Regions from separate parts of the Homo sapiens genome. Here all the other regions are linked to region 3. Evidence: chromatin loops called from intact Hi-C (ENCODE). Cell type or tissue: MCF 10A. All regions are shown on one strand. Each heading gives the region's core, and the rest is flanking DNA. Links, peaks and the distances in the headings are about the cores only. Region 1 has its middle 810 kb from the start of LINC01966. Region 2 overlaps TEX41 (testis expressed 41). Region 3 has its middle 870 kb from the start of LINC01966. Region 4 overlaps LOC100505498 (a long non-coding RNA gene).

Region 1 (5,651 bases), core at 355-5,354, 60 kb before region 3:
TCAATAATAAACTCATGGGTAGGTTTTGAAAGGCAGCACTCACAATTAGTCTGACTTATCTGGAAATGCTGTTTTTTGGTAAACAGGATTTGACTTACATTATATCCATTTTTGATAGAATATTATAATTATACAAGTCAAATGTGTTGAAAATCATTTAGGAAAGGTAATATGCTTTTTTGCAACCAGGTTATTAGTGATGTTTGAATCTTGAACAAACCTAGAATTGTAAGGTTTCTTTTCTCATTGTTGTTCTGACTGTAACTACTTAAAAATATGTGTGGAGGTGGCAAAGAGGTTGAACTGTAGTGATGTATAACCGGTAAATTTCCAAACTGGATGACTCAGCCGCATATAGCCAGCCCAATCTGTACTGATTTTACCAACGTAAGGCCTGCTGATAAATGGTAATAACAATGAAAAGAGATATTTTAAAACAATAATTTTAGCTTCCCTGTGAAATTTCTTATCTTTGCTTTCTTCCAATGTTTATTTACTCCAGTGCAAATGGATAGAGTTTCCGTATCCTTCCTCAGACTTGCAACTTCATTTATAAGATTTTAAGGTGTAGTTTAACTGATAAGGGGGAAACATTGCTTAATCTGGACAATTTGGAAATGTTAGTTGTAACAAAGTACGAAGAATTTAAAAGTTGTAGAACTAACATTTTTTGTCCTTATAACAAGATCTTTTACTTAAAGATAATTGACTTAAGGTCATAATGGATTACTACCTTGCTCATCTTATATTTCTACTAAGATGGGGAGGGAGGGTGGGATTGGAAAAGATTTTCCCTTTTCAAACTAGTGCTTTTCAGATAAACAATAATAGGCAAAAATTCTTCATTACTATTGAGTTTCTACTTTTAATTTAATTATTTTTAATGGAAATGTTAAGTATGTACCTTTAAGATACTCCATAACTTCAAAAAATTCCAATGTGGGTTATATATAGTGTTTTATTTTTAGTACTGAATGGAATTATCCCCTTTCTTTTTGTTCTTGTTTTATTTATCTTTTAAGAAAATAATCAAGCAATCCTCAAAGGTAAGGAGTTTTACTGCCTAGCTCAATTTCATAAGATAATTGTGTGCTACTTAAAACTAAGTTCCAAATCTAAGGTGAACAATTATAGATGTACTTCAAAGGGACAAAATAGATTTTTTACCAAAAGGAATTCTGAAAACATGACATGGGAAATGCACTTAGTGTTTTATTTAACAGTTATGTACTAATAAAAAATCAATATAGATATATAATTAGGAGTTATACATCCAGGAGTTTCACTCATCCTGGTGAGCTCTTTCCTCTAACATCTTTAGTGAGGTTTGTGAAATATTAGTTGTACATATCCTTCCAGTCTGGAATTACCTACTTGAGTTATCTTTTCCTTTACTGGTTAAAATAGCTTGAAATTTTGGAAAACTTAATGTCTTTCTTTTCTCCCTCTGCCTTTACTGGCAATTATTTTCTGGCAACTGATTAACTATACAAGTATAGTTCTCATGTAAGATTACATACTGGAAAAGTTGTCATAAGTAGGATATTAGCTATGTTACTTTTAAAGGGTAAAACCTGTTCTATTTGAGGTTGATTTTCATAATTTTTAGTCATTATCTAGATAATATTCTCATTAGAAAGTAGCTGATAATTAAGGTAATTAGAACTGAAGGCATTAATCTTTTCGCAAAGAACACCATTTCCAAACGGTGTGGGTTTAAGTTAGAAGAACAGGAACCAGACCAATATGGGGCCAAGTTTGGCTGACTCAATATAACAACACTGAGATGTGATGGTGTTGGCATAATGACATCATGACTCCTTTGGGACCAATGTTTTGGAGTGCAGGTGGCAGCGCTAGACTGATCTCATCGGAAAATAGCTAACCCATACAAACCAACTTTTTCAGGGTCTAGAACTGCTTTTTCCTGTCCATCCTCACCACTAGAGGAAAGGACGTGTGTAAGTGGCATTTCAATATTAACTTTGAGATGTTATAGGTTATTGAGAACCAAATATCCTACTTGACCATTAAAGCACCTATTCAGCTATTAATTAAAACTTTAAATATCAATGGGCCAAGGTATTGAGGAAGTCTAACAATCAATTTGTATCTATCACCATTACTTTTCTGGCATTTATTCATTCCTCCTGTGGACTACATAGTATCAAAATTTAATCATATAAACTACTAAAAGGTGAAAAGAATTGTGTAAATTGAATTACTCAGAATAATTTCCCATCCTTGTGACTTCACCTTATTTAGTAAATATATTACAAGTATAAAGATATAGCTGTATCTATATTTGATTTTAAGGTTTCAAAATATTTAATTTTTAAATTTGTACAAATTTTCTGATACTTTTTAAATGTACATGCAAAAACAAAACCACCAAAGTAAAAAATTGTCATTAAGATCCTGTCTGGGCTATTAGTTCAGAGCTGTTTGGATGATGCCAGACCCAAATATGTATCATTAAATAAGTAAACCTAATTCAAACCTGATTCAAGGCATGCCCAACAAATAATGTTTTATCACCTCTAGAGATCTTATTTCTTGATATCTTTGATTTGCATGTAATGTAAATATCTATGGATGTTTAATGCAGCAAGACAGAAAGCCTCGAAATCTAGAAGGAAGAATAAATTATATAACTGATTAATACTCGTTGATTATTTAGTAAGTATTCTTAAGTTTTCAAGGAAATGTTGCTATTATTCACACACAGCAAAAACACAGATGGACGGTCTTTTGCAGCAACATTTATGTTCATATGAACTTTACTTTATAAAGCAAAGAGCTAAATATTTTATGAAAAGGGCAATAATCTGTTTATGGAAAGATGCAGGAGCATCTCTTTAGGAAAGTAGTTTGTTCTGAGTTCATAAGTTGACAATCTATTTGTAGCTATCATTTGAAATTCATACCATTTCCTTCTCACAGCCATTCACTACCACTCACCATGCAAGGTTCTATAAGTTCTCCCATTTGGATGCCCTTAAGAGAGCCTTGCAATGACAGATGGTTTGGTTAATTACAAAATTAAACTCTGTGCTATTGAGACATGATTTCAGTGAATAATATTTTCCAGACAGAGTTTAATAAGCAGCTTGCGGTTGAGTAGCCTTTAGCCCAAAAAAGGGAACCAGGTCTCTGTGACTACCTTCTACATTCAGAGAGCATGAGCTTAGAGGATGTTAACTTGACCACCCCAGGAACTCAGTTCCAGTAACCTTATCAGGGTCTACCAGAGTGACCCCACCCTAAGCATTGTGAAAGAAGGACTGTTGAAATAGCACCTGGCATTTCACGCTGAACTCCTGTAACACTTGCTGATTCACTGACCACAGTGAAGGGAAAGTACACTGGATATTCAGCCGGCCTTTATGGGTGAGCCCTGCTGGTAAACATGAACTCATCTGAGAAGTCACAGGTTTTAAAATTCACATGCAGCAACTTTGAATTTTTTTTTGAAATATGGTAAAACAAATCAATTTTTAAAATATGAAATTTAAATAGATTAAAACTAGAAATCTAAATATTTGTAAAAGGAATAACTTTTACAATCACAGATCCTTTCGTTGTCGTTGATGATGTATTTCCTCCTGGAAAGTAAGTAAAATAATTGACATCTGATATGACCAGACATCTGATTTTTGGTGAACAGATTTTCTCAAGGTGATTTGGGAAGACTATGCTTGACTATGTTTGACTAACTTGAATAGGTTTAAGGGAGGAAGTTTCTAGATCTGGCCACTAGTTCTGATATTTATTAGTTTTAGAAACAATATCTGATTTAAGTAGAACCAAACAAGACTAACTTGGATTTGTAATAAGTCAGAAAACTGATAATGCATGCAATGATCTCCAAGATTTTATTTTTACTTCTTATATATATACTTGGAAAATACTACTAAATTCAACAGATTTTTTTCCTCTAATAAATTGATCACTGCTTTTACTAAGTCAAAGGTATAAAAAATATCTGAAGCAACCAGATGATAAGTTAATTACCATCCAGAAAATATTTAAACAACTATGCTCCCATGAAAATTCTCCTGCTCAGTTTTCTTAGTTATATCTTCAATACTTTTTTTGAGATGTTAGTTACATGATGCTGTGATCTGTCTTTTCCATTTTTCTATCACTACAGAAAATTTACGATGATGTATAGCATATATTTAATAAAAAGTTTTAAAATAAAAAATGACTAGACAATTTAGAATACGAGTACCAAAATTTAAATCAATTCAGCAAATGTCTGCTTCTTATATAAAATATTGTTTAGCTGATAGAACTGGCAGATTACGTAGGTACTCTCTGAATGAAAGACGGCAACTCTATATTTTAACAATGATAGCACACACTGTGGTCTAATGACCTAGGGGCAGAGTTGTAACAAAATGAATGGTAAAATTTATTAGAAAAGCATAACAAAAGTAAAGAAGCCACAATTTTTCAATTATAATATTTCTATAAGTTACTAGAATATTTCTATAAGTGGGAAATAGGATGAGTAAAACAAATAAACATTTATTGTGCCCTTTTCACATGCATTACACATTATTGCTTTTCATCTTAATGAAACTGATAAGGACTTGGGAAACTTAGGATCAGAGAAATTGTTTAATTGTTGAGGGCAGACAGAAAGATACTAAGTCACAAATTTAGTAAAGACTTTCTTTATAACCCAGTATGTGCTTAATTTTTAAAATCAACCCTATTGAAGTATAATATGCCTTCAACAAAATGTACCTATTTTAAACTATTGAAAACGTGTGCACGTAGAACCACACCACAATCCATATAGAATCTTTCCAACATCCCCCAAAGTTTCTTTGTGTCCTAAACTAGACAACCCCTTTCTCCCAACTGACCCAGAAAACCACTAATTTGCTTTCTGTCACCATATGATTCTTGTTTCATTTAGACTTGAGCATATACGACATATAATTTTTAGTGTCTGGCTAATTTCACTCAGCATAGAGGTTTTAAGTTTCATCCATGTTATGATCTGTACTGTTGTCTTTCTTTTCCCCGAGTTCCAAGGAATTCCATTGTATTCCACTGTATGTTTACGACAAATTATCATTTCTTCATTAATGGTTAGTGATTTTACTATTAAATAAATATTTATTAAGTAAATATTTGCTTATCCTAATGTTGTTAAAATATTTTTTCACATTTCTACCAAAGTTTTATAATTTTAGCTTTTACGTTATTATTTGATCTATTTTGGTTTGTATGTGTGTGTGTGTGTGTGTGTGTGTGTATGTGTGTGTGTGTGGTTGGGTCGGGGTCTGTTGAGAGATACTTTATTCCATGTGGATAAATAGCCAGGTTCCAGCATCATGTTTTTTAGAAGACCATGTTCCCTCCATTGAGCTACCTTGGCATCATTGTCAGAAATCAATAGACCCTACAGATACTCTGTAACTGATTAATATCTATTGCCAATATTATGCTATCTTGATTACCTTAGCTTTTCAGTTAAGTTTATACACCAGAATGTACAAGTTCTCCAAATTCATTCTTCTTTTTGAAATTGTTTGGGCTGTTCTATGTTCTTTGCCTTTAGAACAGACAAAGACACAAAATTTCTGTGGGGACTTTTATTGAGATTGCATTGAATCAGTAGACTAACTTGGAGA
Region 2 (5,651 bases), core at 401-5,400, 1.0 Mb before region 3:
TGCAAAATCTTGGGTCATGGGATTCCAACCTAAGATTAAAAAAAAGTCCAAAGTTTCTGTTCCTTGTTTGTAATTCTCTTAAATACGATTATCTAACTTCTTCTCTAAGTGCCATGACAAGGCAAACTTTTCTAAAAAAGGGGTACCTATGTGTAACTTGAAGGTACTGTTTGTGTTCTTTGTAACTGGGTACTTGAGAAGTATGACTAGTAATTTGCAGCAGTGAGCAGTTACAAGAACTTTTTCTGTTGGCGAAGAGTTGAAGATACCTGCATATATTGTATTTTGTTGTTTATCCTTTTGAAGGGCTCCATAAGCACCATCATTCATTCTGTGGAGCATGCACTTTGTACCTGTAGCAATTTCCTTTTCTGTTTTTGGTGTAGACTAGACATCCAACAAGGTTCAGCAGACTTGACTGTTGGTTGTTATAGGGTGGTGATAAACTTCTTAGGTTTGGTAGTAAAAGATTCACTGAAAGAGACAGTCCGTCTTTCTGCCTTTAAATTTATACAGCTATAGCAATTGCTTCTGATTCATAAAGGACAGCTTGTAAATTGTCTACTGAGCCTAAGATTGTCTCATCTTTGAGCTATTTTCTTTTCAGAGTCTTCTGATTTCTGAAAAATAGAGTGTAAGGAAAAGAAGGAAATTCATGGGAAAATAAAATGATAAGTGATATTTATTAATTTATTTGTATGATTTTTAAGTAGCTATGCGAGTCATTTTTCATGGTTGATTTGTGGGGACCAACCATTAGGTTTGTGTCTGGGGCAGGTTAAAAGGAGACTTCACCCCACTGAGTTTGTGTTTGGGGAAGTGTGACTTTGCTTCAGTGCTCCACCACCCTTACCAAGCCCACACCCCTGCAGCTACCAAGAATTATAGAAGTAGTGGCTTAGTGTTCTTCCTATCCAAAGTTCTCCTCCCACCACCTCCCCATCTGGAGCTACCCTATGACTTCTGCTCCATTATCCACTCAATCTACCTAGTTTGGCTAGAGTCACATGCTTAAGATTAGTTTGTGATGACTTCTAATGAAATAATTTTGCATTGATAACAAAGAAGCTTCTTTAAACACTGAAGAGAGCAAGAAAAGGTTAGATCAAGAAATCAGGTATTTAAAAATATGTAATGATATTCTTTTTTTTTTCCTGATTGCTTGTGAACCTGGGGTATAGTATAAATTAAACCAGATCATGCTTGCCCCTGGACTATTTTTATAATAAACTCAATTTAAAATCTTCAACTTTTTATTTCCAATTTTGAATTTTAGTTATATTCAGCAAGATGACATGATTGAAACATGGCACTTGTCCTGCAGGAACTCATGCTTCAGTGAAGCACATTGGTGTGCAATGGTAACAACTATCATAGAAGTCACCATGTTTTAGGTTTTCATTAAGTGCCAGGCACTCTACTTGAGTTTTTTTTTTTTTTTGACTTTTAGCCGCTCCTCACAATACTTGTGCAAGGTTGTAAATGGTTTTCAAATTTAAGATGAGAAAACTGAGGTTCATGGAGGTCTAGTCACTGGCTCAAGATGACAGGCAGTAAGTGGCAAATTAGGGTCTAATATTCAGATTATCACATTCCATGTCTTGTGCTCTTGTGACACATTGCTTTCAAATACAAAGAAAATCCGTATTTCTGGAGCAATGTGAAATGGGTTGATGTGCTTTTGTGTTTATTTGGGTGCCATAAATTAGGAAAAAAATTTCTACACAGTATCCTGATTATATTGTTTTGATTGTTGTTTAACACGGGATAAAATAAGTTGAGTTCAGTTTTCTAGGAAACTGAAATAGGAGGGCAAATAATATTATATAATTTTAGCAAGCATCTGAAACTTACCGAAAGATGTCATCTTCTCCAGGGTAGTCATGTTGGGAAAACTACATTTAACCCAGTGATATTTGCCACTGTTCAAAACTTTTTGTCCCTTTTTATTGTAATTTTCTTTGGATTTATTCTTTTATTCTTCACATAACTAAATTTTATTGTTTTGTGATCAAAATTATTTTTATTTAAAAGAAGACTTGGTCGATTTAACATCAAACTTGGCTCTGAATAAACTTTGGATGTTTACAAAAATAAAATCCACCATTTAAAGAGGACTAATGGCTATATTTGACATTTAAAACAACATGAGGAAGGCTCTGATGGCAATTCCATAAAAATTTCTTGAGCAATCAGTAGAATCAATGTAAGGTTTTCCAAAGTCACTACTTGGAAGTGGGCAACACTTGCTTATTGGTTTGCGTTCTTATATTTTCAGTGAGTGATTGATTATATTATGTATCATCCAGGCAGATTTCCTGCAAGGCGGTAACAACTTGAAGTGTTCACAACTGAAGTGTTCTGGTGTGTGTATGTGTGCGTGTATGTGTGTGCTTCTTTCAGTGTCACCTCTCATAATCCTGGTCCAGTAGCACCTTCCAAAAGATCAGGACTCATTACCAAAAAAAAAAAAAAAAAAAAAAAGAAAAAAAGGGAGCAAGTGAGAGCAAGAGCAAGAGAGGGAGAAAGAGAAATCATCAAAATGAGGAAGTAATTCCTCTAATTATCAGAAACAGGAGCAAAGTAACAATGGCTGCAAGTTACCTCCCCACGGGGGAATGAATCATCAAAATAACTGGTGGAAAACAAGGTTGTGCAACCTTGACTAGTGTGTGTCACCGGCTGGTGGAATTTTTAGAAAGGAGCAGTTTGGGTTCATCACTGTGGTTCGTGATTGCACACACCTGTTTGGGGCATGGATTTTGCAACCCCCCAAAAAGGGGAAACTGAACTTGCTGCTCCTCCTGAGCTGTGTAAAAAAGCAGAAAACCACAGCTGCTTGAGCAGTTAACAGATATCAGTAAAATACCCATGTTACATAATTAAGGATAACGTTCTTGAAGCATATGGGCCGGAGGTATTATACTCTCATTAAAACTTTAGGTAACAAACAATTTAGCATATTCTCACACATTTCTAGGGTTGAATTCTATAATAAATGTTTGTAATTAGATATGCTTTAAGCAGTTTATTAAATAATACATGAAGAAAATGGTTGATGAAATATAGACGATTCTGAGGTCTGTGTACAAGTGACATAGAGGCATTGAGATGAGACATAAAAAATTTCTTCTCAATGACTTGATAACTAGTCACTTTGGGCAGCTTAAGTAAGACTCATTCTTCAGGCCAGCCTGTCTGTAATGTTAAATAAATAGGAATTAATGACTTTGGATTTTTTCTTTTCTTTTAAAGTACATTATATGTAGCAGTCTTCTTTGAACTGCTACTCCTAAATAGGAGGAGGTGCTTTTGACCAGAGCGTTACAAAAATCTCATGCACTTTATTCTGGCAGGAATAGATCAGCTTGATAGGGAATAAAAGGGATGGATACAACCAAACATGACCTAAATCGACATTTAAAAAATCATACCTTAGCCAACAGGTTCTGTTATTTATAAGTTTGAGAGGAATAAGGAAGAGAAGTCTCTTGAGAAAAACCAAGGCAGGTGTTTGCTCCCTGGGGAAGTGATAGGAAACAGGCCTCTAAGATGATATTACATGCAGGAAAGAAATTCTTTCAGTTCTGTGTCTCTGTTTGATATTCAAGACAGCTAATAAATGATCAACAATTCTACCTGCATGAGGAGCGTGTGATCTATGGAAAATGAACTTGGATAATCCTAGAAAGTACCCAAGGAAAGAACGCCCATTTCCTTAAGCCATTGAGGTCATCTAGATATTTTGTTTTTCAATGCACACAAATAAAAAAGCCGGTAACAGAACAAACATGAAATTTGGAATGCCTTCTAGAACATACATGGGGAAACTGGCAAGGTTGACATAGCTTTTACTGATTTGTCTGTTTTAGTAGGTAAATGGGGCTGCCAGTCTGGCAGTTTGCATTGGCAATAAATCACCACTAGACATTTTATTTAAAAATTGGCACTGGCTTGGCGGAGGTAAGGGATTGTCAATTTGTTTTTATTTTGAGGCCAGGCACAATCATAACATACACAGGCCACCTGGAAACTTCAGCCCACATGGAGAAGCATGGCTCATGTCTCTGTGGCTATATTTTTGCATGCTTGGAGAGTGCAGAGTTAGATCAGAGTCTGAAGAGTCTAACCAGAAAGATCCTGGCAGACTGGTACAGCCTGGAGACATCCCTGTTGGAAACCAGGTTTGTTCTAGAATTACTATGTAGGAAGGGTATCATAGATATGATATTGGAGAGAACATTTGGTGGTTTTCACTTTTATTGAGTGTGGAGGGAGACCCACAGAGCTCATGCAGAGCACACAATGTGTGCATTCCAAAAATCACTCGAATATTAAAGGATTGGGTAGCTCGCTCTTTTTTTTTTTTTTCCTGACTTATTTTGCTTGGAAGTTCAGATTCAAACTTGTGATAAATTGAGTCATGGTTTTGAGAGGAAAAAATATACTGAAGTAGGGGATGATGCAACCACTGTCCTCATGTAAGCAATGATAGATGTTCTTTCTTTGAAAATCAGTATAATTAAAAGATAGTAAGATGGAGAGAAGAAAAAGATTACCTTAGACACTTGTAACTACTCCAGTGGAAATAGTTGGGAGGAATCCCCTAGTTTTCCTCTGATTCTTGATTTTCTGAATATCCTTCAAGGCTTCACAATATTGTTGAACAATTTTTTTTGTTTATCCATTTTGAAAATATGAGAATTATTGCATCAGGAAAATTATTTTGCAAATATATTGATTTACCGAATTACCAATCTTTTTGTCTCTGTTGACATATATTTATAAATCTTAATTGTACTTTATATTGTTACTATGCAAACTGCTAGAAAGGATCTGGTTAAGATAGAGATGTGCTGACTTAACCAGAGCCTCATGAATAATTAAATTTGCTCACTTTCTGGAAATACCCAATTTGCTCTTGATACACAAATATTTGAATTGGATTCAACTTGTCTCTCAGATTTTTTCCCCCTCCTGGATTTCATATATATAATTTTGATGACACTGTCTATCAAAAAAATAGGAAAAATATACGCTACGGTTTCTGCTTGGTAAAGTCATTCAAAGTGATATAAAATGTCAATAGCAAACAAGGACATCATTCCAATGATATGTCGAGACACCTGGCAGATTTCCTGGTATTTGGGACATGGGAGTATTTAAAGATACGTGGCATTAATTAGTCACAAACAGTTGAAGCATCAAATATCTAACTTAATAAGATTTTTCTTTGTTTGTTTTCAAATATGTAATGTTAGACTCTTTAGCAAATATTTCCAAATTTCTATTGTGAATGCAGTGAGATCTGCATATCTTACACCACAATGTCCCACCAGTTGCCTGCCTGTAATTGACAACATTCATGAAATTAAAAAAAGAAAAGTAGAAAACTGAGAAATCCCCCAAAGCAGTCACTTGAAAAAAATCCCACAATTCTGCCAGTTTGAGCACATTCGATGCCTGTACTAAATGTCGTATCGGCAAATCTTCACTCAAAGAGATCAAGATGCAGCGTATACAAGACTGAGGATGAAGCAAAGTGTTGAAATAGCTTGGGTAGCCTCCAAAGCAATGTAGGTAATTAGCAGGTGTTTATATTTTTCATGTTGATTTGCCCACAGATAATGTTTTGAAAATAGTAATGTAGG
Region 3 (5,651 bases), core at 475-5,474:
ATTACAGTAACCTTTTTGGAAATGTCTTGTGGTTGAACATTTTTATTCCTTGGTCAGGCAAATAAGATCACCATTATATTCAGAGAGGATGCTTGAGTCTGCGCCTCCTGTTTAGGAGAATTAATATATTCTTAGGACAACTGTCACACTACACAAACCCCGTGCTATCTGCAAACAGCTTGGGGAAAATATTTCCTTAGGTCTGACATGAACTAGGCACCTCTTTTATGATACTTTTTTGGCAGAGAGAACCAGCCTCAACAAACCAGCTTCTTTCCAGTCATACTGCGTACACATCCACCACCTCTGGCCTTATTTTTAAACCCAATGATGATAATAATTTTAAGGGCTGGGAATTATGAAGGCTTACTTGGCAGAGTCTTCCTATTGTGAATGATAAATCAAACTTGGGGTGCTTGCCAGCAAAAAAGTTCTTTCTTATCTCAGTAAATAAGTGAGGGTGGGCCTGATAAAGGCAAGACAATTTGGTAAGAATATTGTGATAGGGGCAACGGGTGGGCTTTGATATGGTTTTATTGCCTGCCTCATTTCAGTTTTTGGCTCACACACATTTGTCCACAAGCAGTGTCAGTTGGCTTTTTCCTTTCACAGCAGATTTTCTTACCTTGTAAGTAGAAACCTACGTTAACCCTCTGCCAGTAAAAATAAGAGAAGCATTTTCTAAGCATATTTCTAATCAGCCATTCCTCTCAATAAGTGGATCTGTAAGACTGCAAACATAAAACATTGTTTTCTAGTCACCCCGATTTCCTAAGTGTGTAAATCCCCACATCTCTTCCCCTTTACAGCGCGCTCTCACTTGCATGCTACTAGTTTGCATTCTAAAATGCCACCTGTTGAAAATAAAAGTCTCATGATATTTGCAAATTTTGGTTCATCCTGGTTTAGCTTTACACAGCAGTCTAATTTCACCGTGCTTAGCAATTACTTTTATTAGTTACTCCACCCAACAATCATATGATGTCAGAAACTTCATCTATTTCCCTGTCTTTATCTCTCCCTCTCATTCATTTCTTTCTCTTTTTTCTCACATATTAACACACATACACCCAGTTATTATCACTCAAATCATTTTAGCAGATCTCTACATGTGTCTCAAAATATTCCATATAACTCAAAATAGCAAGTACTTGAAAAGATAGTTATCATCCCTCTGAACAGGCAAGAGCAACTGAGACATAGAGATATTTCTCTGATTAGAGATTTGTTGTTTTAGAAATAAGTTACATAAAATGTCCTACTGCTTTTAGCTGTATCTGTTGCAACTTTGAGCAACTCAGTTTCTTCATTGGATAATATGAGGGCAGTGGATGAGGTCCACAGTGTCTCCCAGGGATATCGTTGTACAGTTCTATTTCCTCCAGGGCACATGTGAAATAAGTGAGGGATCTTTATGTAGACACAGCTTATCAGTCCCAAAACAGTGTCCCTCCTGTAGATCACACATTTTCTGATAATAACCTGAGGGGAAGAGGGGCAAGGTTGCCTGTTTCCTGACATCCTGCTTTGCATACCCAAGACACCTACTTTATTAAAAAGTTAACTTTGCTCCAAAAAAATTTTTCCCTAAGTTTTTCAAGATTGATTGTTTCCTGTTATTGTTGGAGGTTTGCTTTCTATGGTCATTTGGTAAATAAATAGCTTTATAGGGGAAAACAAATGGCCTTGTTTTGTTTTTCTACTCCAGGGTTTATGTGTTAAATTTCAGCTATGTCGTGTACTCACAGCTTAGTGCTTCAGACGGTTATGGGGAACTAGGAATTCTTAAAGGGGTAGGACAGGATGTCCTTTTCTATCGCTCAATGAGTCATGGAGGATGAATGCCGTTTCAGGGGTTCTGTAGTTGTGATTTCAGTCAAGTTCCAGTGGCTTTCAACCACTTCTCTAAATCTGAATGAAGAAGCAGCCACAGGGACTGTGTGAATTATGCTAAGATGCATTCCCGTTAAGTGCTGAAGTGGCCTTTGCAGTGAATCCTTAAACTTTACAATGCCAGCAACAGCCTATCCAGAGACAGGGCAGAACCCCGACATATACCCTCTTCCATGCCCACATAAGACATTTGCATTTATCTCCATTCTTATTGCATTGAGCATCTCTGTCTCCTGGTCAGCAACCTCTGTGTCTTTGGAAAGTCAGGCCTCACTCAGAGCATGCTCCCTTCTCAGGCATTGTGACAAGATTGTGTTTCGGTTCCAAAGGGTTAATCCCAAAGTGAATTCTTTGCATGTGTAATTCAATACTTCATAACTGCTGAAAATTGGAGTCCACATAATTTATTTTCTTTGGTCGGGCACATTTGCCTCATGCTTGGCCGGGGCTGACTTCAGAGAGACACACCTAAAACTCTCAAGTGTCCCAAGTGGCCCATGTCAGTTGTACAGAGAGATTGTGGTACTTGGACAGAGCCCAAGGATTAGGTGTTCCTGAGAAGGTTTTTTTGGCTCTACAAAGCCTTAGGATGTCATGGGAATAGGCTGCACTCCCTTTTCCCCCTTGAAGGCCACATATCAACGGGGTATCTAACCACTCAGAGACAGGCTCTACACAAAGGTATACATTAAAATAAATAGAACATGCAAGCAGAAAGAACTGAAAGAGAGGGAGGAATTGCTAAGTGGAGACAGGAAACAATTGCTTCATTGTTGAGGCAGTGATCTTAGAATTGCAGAGTACAGCCCCATCTACAGGACAGTTTGTAAAGTTGGAGCTTTTGGCTTAAAACACGAGACAGAACTTTACATGCAGTTTTTAATCCAGCTCACTTTGCATGGGCTTCACCTCACTGACAAAAATCCCACATTTTTACTTAAAAATAATTGTCCCTCTTTGATGAGAGGGATTCAGAGAGTGACAGAGAGATAAGAAGTGAGGAAGAACGCGGCTTAAGGGTGCTTTCATTTAGCTCCTTTTCTTATTTTGGCAGTAAATATTCTTGTCCTCGCAATACTCATTTAATCTCTTTCTTTGCTTTCCAACAACTTCCTCTCATTTGGTTTCCTCTCATTATTCCTTGATTTGGGAGGGGGCTTGTGTATTTTCACCATTCAAACAAAATAAAAAAGCTGTGCTTGTTTGAACACCATTTTTGTGCTGGCTGGCAAGCATGTGACTTTAAAGAAGGTTCAGGTTTTTAGGTTGAAAGGAGCTGAAAAACTTTAAAGTAATAATTAAAGCCAACTCTCTACGTGCACATTCCCTCCCCTCCCTTTATTTTAAAAACCTTGCCTGCCAACGCAGTGGCTGCTGTCTTAATGCTATTTCAACAGGAGACCTGGGTTTCAGGACAAGATCCAGGCCATAGGGGAGACTTGATGGCTCGGGGAATTAGTAATGGGATTTGGAGCCCTTCATTTCTAGGTCACTGGTTTGAATAGAGCCCAGGTCAGTAATGACTGAAAGTTGTTACCACCCGATGCCTGCTCTTCCTTAGCTGATCTGAGCTTGCCTGCCACTCCATCCCTGAGTGCCTGTGGCCCGTCTGCACTAATGGCATTCATTGACAAGTTGGCTAACTTAGGCCTTAAATGTGAGGCAGCCCAGTTTCTGCCATGTGCAAACACGGGGTCCACACTCTGCTGCAGCTGCTCTTCAGGGAATAATGCAGAGAGAGACAGAGTTACAAAGCTATTTTGCCTTTCTGATTACTCTGGGACCTAGCAAATCTATCTCCACTCACCTTAAGTCTCTGAGGCATTATATCTTCAGCCATTTAAAGGTAAGATCCAGGGAGAAGAAGGAACAGGCCTCAGAGGACCAAGTTTTCAAATACTCCAAATGTATGTATTCTGAGAAGACCGATTTAAAAGATCTGAATTAGGAGCTGCTGCTGCTGTTTCTAGTACCAGATAATCATGGCCCTTTTAAAATACCGCTTGCTGGACCCCAAACCTGTGCTTACAAAGTGTAGAAAGAAGGCAGATGTTTCCAGAACTTATATTAGGAAAGTGTTTGAAAAAATAATTACTGCTTTCTTTTTGTTTGTTTGTTTGTTTACAAGAGGAGAAATGCTTGCTGTAAAAGGATGGAGATAGAGAAGGAAGGACTGTGGAAACTCAAGAACAATGCACTACATTGGCAGTTCCTGCAACCTGCTACAGCCGGAGGCCAGTCTCTATGTGCAGAGACAAACTTGCTCTGGAGCTGTGGTTAAAGAGGGGGAGGAGCTGGAGTGGGGACTAGGTGCCTCCGGAAAGGATCTGAGGCCTTTCACACAGCTACCTGTCAGTCCCTGGGCCCGGGGCTGCAACCTACACATGCTTCACTCTGTCTCTCCAACCAACACCCCTTCCCTAGAGGCAGGTGAAGCCCCTTCCCAATAAAGAATTACATTATGTATCATCAATTAAGAAATACAATTATATAAAGACCCATTTGTATCAGTCTTATATTTAGATTTCCTTTTCAGACAAGGGGGTTTTTAACAGCATTGATTTTCAGTAATAAACCAATTACAGGTTCTTACCACATTGCTAAGATACTGGATGAAAAGTTTTAACTATAGAGTTCGGTTAAAGTGGGTAATGGAAAACACAGCACTATGTTTCCATTTGTTTCTGATTTACTACTTCCAGCTCTACATTTATTCCTCTTAGATTTCCTGGATTTTTGTTTACTTGGTTTTTGTTTTCATTTCATTTCCAAGACTATTTGTCTGCTTTTTACCTTTGCATTCTCTTGTTTTGTTTAGGAAGCACAGTCGTCTACATTTTTGCTGGAAATATGGAAAAGCACTATGGCTAATGGAATGACTTGATGCCAATGATCTACCCTTCCGCTAAGCCATCAGGCTCTGCTCCTCACTCTGACAGCAGTGGACTCAGCCCATGGCACCACCCCCACTTCCAGCATCACCTGCAGGGCCTGGGCCAGTGGTTCTTTGTGTGCCATCCATTTTCTGCCTTTTCTTAGATGAATCCAACTAGTAATTGATTTTGTTATTCAGAGAATCCTAGAATCCTAGTGTTGGATGGAGGCTTACAGATCAGCCTCTTCACAAATTTCTCCTAGCATGGAGATCTGAGTATTGCTTGAACATGTTTTGAAGAAGCACTCTCTCCTCTTCTAGGCTTTCTATTCCATGTTTGTTTATTGTCTCACACCAGTCAGGAAATGGGGCTACAGCGGTAAACAAAATTGCCTCTGCAGAGCTTGGAATTGAGTACAGAAGAAGAATCACCCCGTAATTGCAAAGATGTTGAAAGTTCATCAGCATTGTTCACTACCGTCTTTCCTAGGTTGAATCTGAATCAAACCCACATGTCATGAACACCCACTCATGTCTTCATCTGCCTGCTGAAATTCCAGGTGGTATTCTTCTTCTATATGATGGCTTCTGGACACAGTAAATGAGTTCTTGCCCATTTCAGGGGTTTTATTTCTTTAACTCCCACAGCCCTGAGACCTTGACAGGAGTTGACTGCTCCATAAATGCCTGGCTCTATCAGGAATGTCAGCTTTGGTCATTGTAGCTGGACTTTGGACCTAGCTGAAGTTGCAGAGACTACTGGCACCCAAACTAGCCCTTTAATATGTTGAAGAATAGATGAGACACACTTTGCAAGATTTCAAATGAGAAAAAAATAATGTGAAATACCTGCCACTATGACTGACTTCATATGAAAAACTGT
Region 4 (5,651 bases), core at 366-5,365, 600 kb before region 3:
GTAATGGTTTAAAGAATTCCAGGTGGTCTGCGTGGGTCATAATGCTAGCATTTCATCTTGGAATAATCTTTATTCTTTTCTTTCCTTTTTTTTTTTTTTTTTTTTTTTTTTTAAGAACTAGGGCTGCTCCTGCAAAGTGCTAGAAAGTTTGTTCCTATAGGCTCTTTAAGTCTGTAGCTACATTAATACAAAATAAAATGTGAAAGAATAATCTGTTAGGAAAGTGTTTCTTTTGTACTAACTATAGAGATAAAAAAAGGCAAGATAACTTTTGAGGTGATGATGGGTGAAGGAGGTATGCATAATCTGGATCGATGCCTAATTCACCACTTCACTTTCCTCGTGGGAGTATAGCTCTAGTGTCCACAGGTTGAAACCTCAAGGATTTTCTATTTTTTTGTTGTTGTTGGAGGAGAGAGATAGAGATTAAAGTCTTTTTTCTTTGGTAGATAAGGAGATCTATGCTGGTAAATCATGAACAGAAGAGAAGGTGGGGTAGATGGTAAGGAATGATGAAGCAGAAACAATTGGCTTGGACCTCATGAGCTGCCATCTTTTCCTCACTGCCAAGATGGCCCTTATAATTCACTCTACAACAGAATGTAGCAATTCCCACTGAAAATAGCCTGTTCTTGTCTTCAAGGCAAATGAGCAAGTTTTACTTATCTTTTTATAGCCGATTATTTCACACTCTATATTAATCCTTCATTCTTCCCATTGCCTTAAGAGTAAACTCCTTGGCATGGCTTCTTCTACAATCTAGTCCCAACTTATCACTGCATTCGTATCTGATGTCACATACCTCCAGTCACACCATACAGTGACATTTCCCCAAGCATCATGCAGTTTTAAGCCTCTTCACAAAGATCTTTTCTCTACCTGGAATGCTTTACTTCTTTCTTACTCACCAAGTGCATCCTGTTCCTTTTTCAAGACCCACCTCAAATGTCTTATTCTCTTTGAAGCCGTTTTCAACTTTCTTAGGAAGAGTCATGGCTTCCCCTATTCGTATAACACTTATCATTAACTATCACCCCTAGAAGCAATACACTGTATCTCCACCCTAATAATTAACTCATCACTGCCACAAGGTAGGCCTTAAGTAAATTAGTATATGAAAAAAATTAAATGAATGAGCAAATCGATAGTTTATTCACACATAGGGATGTCATTCAGAGCCCACAGTGTTCAGTTTTCTCTTCTCTTTTCACATGGGTAAGTGATGCACTGACCTCATCAGTGGGAATTGTTCTAGTTTATTTTTAAAAGGATTTTGCTGCATCGGGCAGTCAGTGCCATCAAAGAAACCTTGATATGCTTGTGCCTTTTGGGGTTGGATAGGGAAAGTGAAACCAAAGGTCAACTACAGAAGCAGAGGCCACTGATGGCTGGATAATGAATGGCCACTGACTTGATACTACAAACAGAAGAAAAAAGTGGCAAAGCAATGGAACTGTCAGGAACAAGGTAGTCATGAGCCTATTTATTGACTTGATCCTTAGTCAAAAACTTTGTAAAATTGTTTTAGCAGTAATCTCCCAGTTTTTAGTAGCGGGACTGCAGCTAAAACAATTTCACTTAATAGCAGTTAGATATTATAACTACAACCACCTGGAACTGTAATTCTCTCACTACCTTCCTTCAATATTTCCACTGTCACAGCTCCTCAACGAAAATAATCTCTTCTTATAGTGGAATTACTGAAATTGATCTATCAGTTTATATCCATGAATCAGCAACAAATACATTTTTAAGAAATAATTTCTGTTCTCAACTTAATAGTTTGTTTAAATAACTGACATCTACTTTTGTTGTTATGGGTATTAGTACATCAAAATCGTGCTTGTTTAGCCTAGTAAGTAAATTATACAATCGTGGTTCATATTTGTTTGTTTCCAAGGATAAAAGAAACAAATACAGTAAGTTTGGAACGTACTAGGCCCACAGTTGATGGAGTGGCCAAATGAATAAAGGTCTGCTTCCTTCTTTTACTTATGTCTGCACTCTAGCTGAAACAAAGGGTGAATTTAAGGTAAATCACATGACTTAGTAAAGCTCCTTAGCCCTTTAAAGGCACCTTACAGATCCATGCTCTAACTTCTGGCTTGGCCCTTTTAGACTATTGCCACCTCTCACATGCCCCCTTTAAGTAGAAAAAAGAGCAAAAAAATGCCTGAGACAACTGTGAAATATTTTGCAAGATTTTAATATTAACTGAAGCAAACTTTCATTCCCTTTGTTTAGCAGCCAGCTGTAGCTGACACAAATGTATGTTGCTAGCTGTGAGCCTGCCCTGAGCATGAGATTTTATAGAAGGGTTTATTTATGGCTAATTTCTTTATCTTTATATTGAATATAATACTTGCTAGTATCTTTCAGCTTGTAATTATTTTGCTTCACATCAAAGAACAACATTAGAAATTAAAGTCCATTCACTGTCATGTATGATTCATAGCCTATGTTATAGATCTTATGAAAGAGGCTCATTTTTCTTTCTTTCCCAGACCTCCTCCCCTCTTCCCTCTGTTCCCTGCAGCCTAATACCCCCACTTCACATTGTTCAGTTCTTTGGGGATTAGTAAGATATACTAATATTTATTTATCACCAATATATAAATGTCAAGGAAAGAAACTTTTTCCTGCCCACTAGCCTGATCCATAATCCAAGGGAACCTTAGTGTCTTTGGCCTCAGCATAATCTTTTACTATGAGATTGTTTATGTTGACTTCCTGAGGCCCTTGCTGAATAAGAACAACATACTTGGTACCAAGATGTTTCACTTTCTACTCCTTAGAGTGGAATCCTATAGCACTGTGGAACTTATAAATAATTGAGTTATTTTTAAACCACTGGATGTTTTCCAGTCACTCTATTTCACACTGGATTAATTATGTAAGAAAACTGAATTGTTCCTCATCAGTGTTACAACTTTTAAAAACAACATGCTGTTTAAATTCGGGTTTGGCAACTCTGGCCTGAGCCCCCTCAAATTTATGGCACCACACCCATAACATAATAAAACCTTTAGTGGTCCTTTGTCTTTTAGCTTTCCTTCTATTTTTTCTCAAGGGTGTTTTATGCTGGAAGATGCAAAAAAAAGTTGTCCAGATGTTATTTGTATCAGAGCAGGATTTCAGTCCAGCTATCTGCGGTTGCAAATGTTTATTTTAATGGGTTATTGTGCAATCCTTGCTGTGTAGACCTTCATGGCCTTATATGCATGTTCTCAGCAATGCCAGGACATTGTTTTTTAAAATATATCATTTTAGTCCAGTTGAATGATTAGTAGTCACTAGGGGAGCAAAAAATATAACACCTGTAGAAACACAGATAATATTTTTGTCAATGCCCCTATGTTGACATTGTGCAAAACTGCCTGATTATGAAATCATGACCAATGGGCTTTAGGTAAGCAGGAGGAAGGTGTGGTCCAAGCCCTAGCAACAGCCCCAGCCCTCTGAGACTAAGTTACATGGCTGCAGTAAACATGCCAAGGGTGTCGGAAAGAAGCCCAGCTGCTGCCCCATGCAGTTTGATGGAATGAAGGAAGAGCTTAGCTAAGTCACCATGGTGTGAGCAGCAAGTTTATTTTAGCTATTACAACAAGCACAGGGCTGGGCTTATTATTCATTTTTAGAATTCTAATAAAATCTTAACTATGTTTCCTTGATACTAAAGTAAATTGTTTACTCTGTATCTAAAAACAAATATTATACCCAATGTACCAATTAGCAGTGAAGAATTTCTAGTCCTTAAAATTAATTTTGAAAAGAAATTACATCATGTAGAAATGGATTTGATTTTTAAGAAAGTGCTAAATTTTAGAGTTATTAGTTTTCTCTGAGAACTTATTTAAAATCAAAGGTTGCTTAGAGTAATCATGTAGTGGACTCATTTATTGCTGTAAAAGAAAAACCAACAAAACAACAAAAAGGCAAATTTAAAAGCCCTTAAAATTTAAACTTGCAGTTAGAAAGGATCCCTAAGAAGAAGATTATTCTAGACATTTAACATCAAGGACTAATAAAGCCTCACACTAAAAGTTTTATTAAGCATTTTTGATAGACATGGTAAGCGGATGCTAAAATATTTAGTTCAAAATACATGTTGGAGACAGTCTTTTATTAATCAGTTTTGAAGTCAATTAAATATTGGTATAGTTTTCATAGGTATAAGCAGCCCTAATAAGATTTGGTGATTCAGAAATTAGAGTTTATTATAAGGAAAAGTTTTTTTTCATATTTTAGAAACAGATTTTAGGTTATTTCATATGATATCATGTGTATGCCATTCATCATTATAATAATAGCACTGCCCTATATTTGTCTAATAGTTTATAGTATAGAAAGTATTTTAAAATTAACTCATGTCTTTATAGCATTGCATATCTTATGGTGTCATACTTTTATCACTCCCCAGAGTTAGAAATATCCTCGAACCATGCTTGTTCTTCACAGGTGTGGATACAATGCTATTTCTGTGAGATTTTCCCCCATGCACTCACATTGTTTATTGCTCCTACAGATCAAGGGCTAGAACAGAGCCAACACATAAGCTACTCATATGTTGCATTCATATTCTGAATTATAGGACTTGTGTAAACTATTAAATAATCTCTTTAATTTGTCTACTAAGATTGCATGTAAAAACAGTTAAATATGGCAAATTTGGCTAAAGAGAACACCAGAAGAGAAGAAATGCATGCTGTCGCTTTCTCTTTCTGCCTAGGAGGATCTAACTATCACTGTAGTTGAAGCCCTGTGAATGCAAATGCTTGGTGTCTTAGTTTGGGTTTCCCCAGAAGCTGAACTAGACATAAGGGCACGAGGGCAAGCAGTTTATTTGGGAGGTGCAGGAAACACTAGTTGAGGGTGGTAGGGGAGAGGCCCAGGGCAGTGAAGTCATCCATTAAAGAGTGCTTTATTAAGCTAGCTATCACTGTGTGTGGCTGGAGCTTAATCCTGCAGGGGACCTCTGGAATATAGTAGAAAACACACACCTCAGAATGACCCCATCTGAGAGGTGAGAAAGTTGAGATATTTACATACCACCTCCTGAGACTCACTGTATGAAGACTTATTGGATAGGGGTGGGGGAAGAGAGTGGCAGTGGTGATGGTGTGTTCATGTTTGGTATTTCTGAGCTGACATGTGTGCACAGAGTAGCTTTCTTTGGTCCAGAAATGAAAACCCCAGGCACATAGATGCAAATGATGGCAGGTGGACACCAGTCAGATCACAGAACCAACTCTGCAGATTAAGGGTAGGGCACTTTATGGCATTTGCTGTGTTTGAGAAATAAGATATTCTAGGATTTAGAGTTTCTAAAGATTCAACGAAATGTGTGCTTTGATTCATGTTGCTAAAATTATTCAAAATATTATTTTTTTAAATGTTCTCAAGTGAATTGTCTGGGGAATATAAAATATATCCTTCTCTGCAAGTTCAAGGTCAAATGATCCTTTGGTCCTCATTGTAACCATAATTTCTCAAGGAAGAATATCACCCATATAGATGGCCAAAGATGATGCACTAACCTCAGAGAAATATTTTAGCACTTTGTTCAATTTCGACAGAAAATGTAAAGTCAAACTTGTTTCCTGGGATTTGCTGCATTCCATTACAAATAAATTATAGTAAAAAATGAAAAG

What was found. A loop is a pair of places that touch in the nucleus more often than their neighbours do. Peaks named below come from ENCODE experiments on the same cell type or tissue, not always from the same donor. Only the 100,000 strongest peaks of a DNase experiment are listed, where the experiment ranks them.
Region 1: it touches region 3 in a loop (7-fold over the local background); 8 of 110 quality-filtered maps call a loop at or near these places.
Region 2: a loop joins it to region 3, with 12 times the contacts of the local background. A loop is called at or near these places in 3 of 110 quality-filtered maps.
Region 4: it touches region 3 in a loop (12-fold over the local background); 2 of 110 quality-filtered maps call a loop at or near these places.

What each region holds. Positions count from the first base shown.
Region 1 is chr2:145,690,051-145,695,701 of GRCh38, forward strand. No RefSeq gene overlaps it. Among named protein-coding and RNA genes, the nearest start is that of LINC01966, 810 kb to the left of the region's middle. In MCF 10A, for the core only: no CTCF peak of the experiment used is centred there; a DNase peak (open chromatin) is centred at 3,321.
Region 2 is chr2:144,701,386-144,707,036 of GRCh38, forward strand. All of the region lies in intron 1 of TEX41 (testis expressed 41), which reads left to right. Among named protein-coding and RNA genes, the nearest start is that of TEX41, 36 kb to the left of the region's middle. In MCF 10A, for the core only: no CTCF peak of the experiment used is centred there; a DNase peak (open chromatin) is centred at 2,656.
Region 3 is chr2:145,749,967-145,755,617 of GRCh38, forward strand. No RefSeq gene overlaps it. Among named protein-coding and RNA genes, the nearest start is that of LINC01966, 870 kb to the left of the region's middle. RefSeq lists an enhancer at 2,069-2,118. In MCF 10A, for the core only: a CTCF peak has its summit at 2,692 (motif pointing left); DNase peaks (open chromatin) are centred at 1,815 and 2,425.
Region 4 is chr2:145,155,026-145,160,676 of GRCh38, forward strand. The region is part of intron 3 of LOC100505498 (a long non-coding RNA gene); the gene reads left to right. Among named protein-coding and RNA genes, the nearest start is that of LINC01966, 280 kb to the left of the region's middle. In MCF 10A, for the core only: no CTCF peak of the experiment used is centred there; a DNase peak (open chromatin) is centred at 3,436.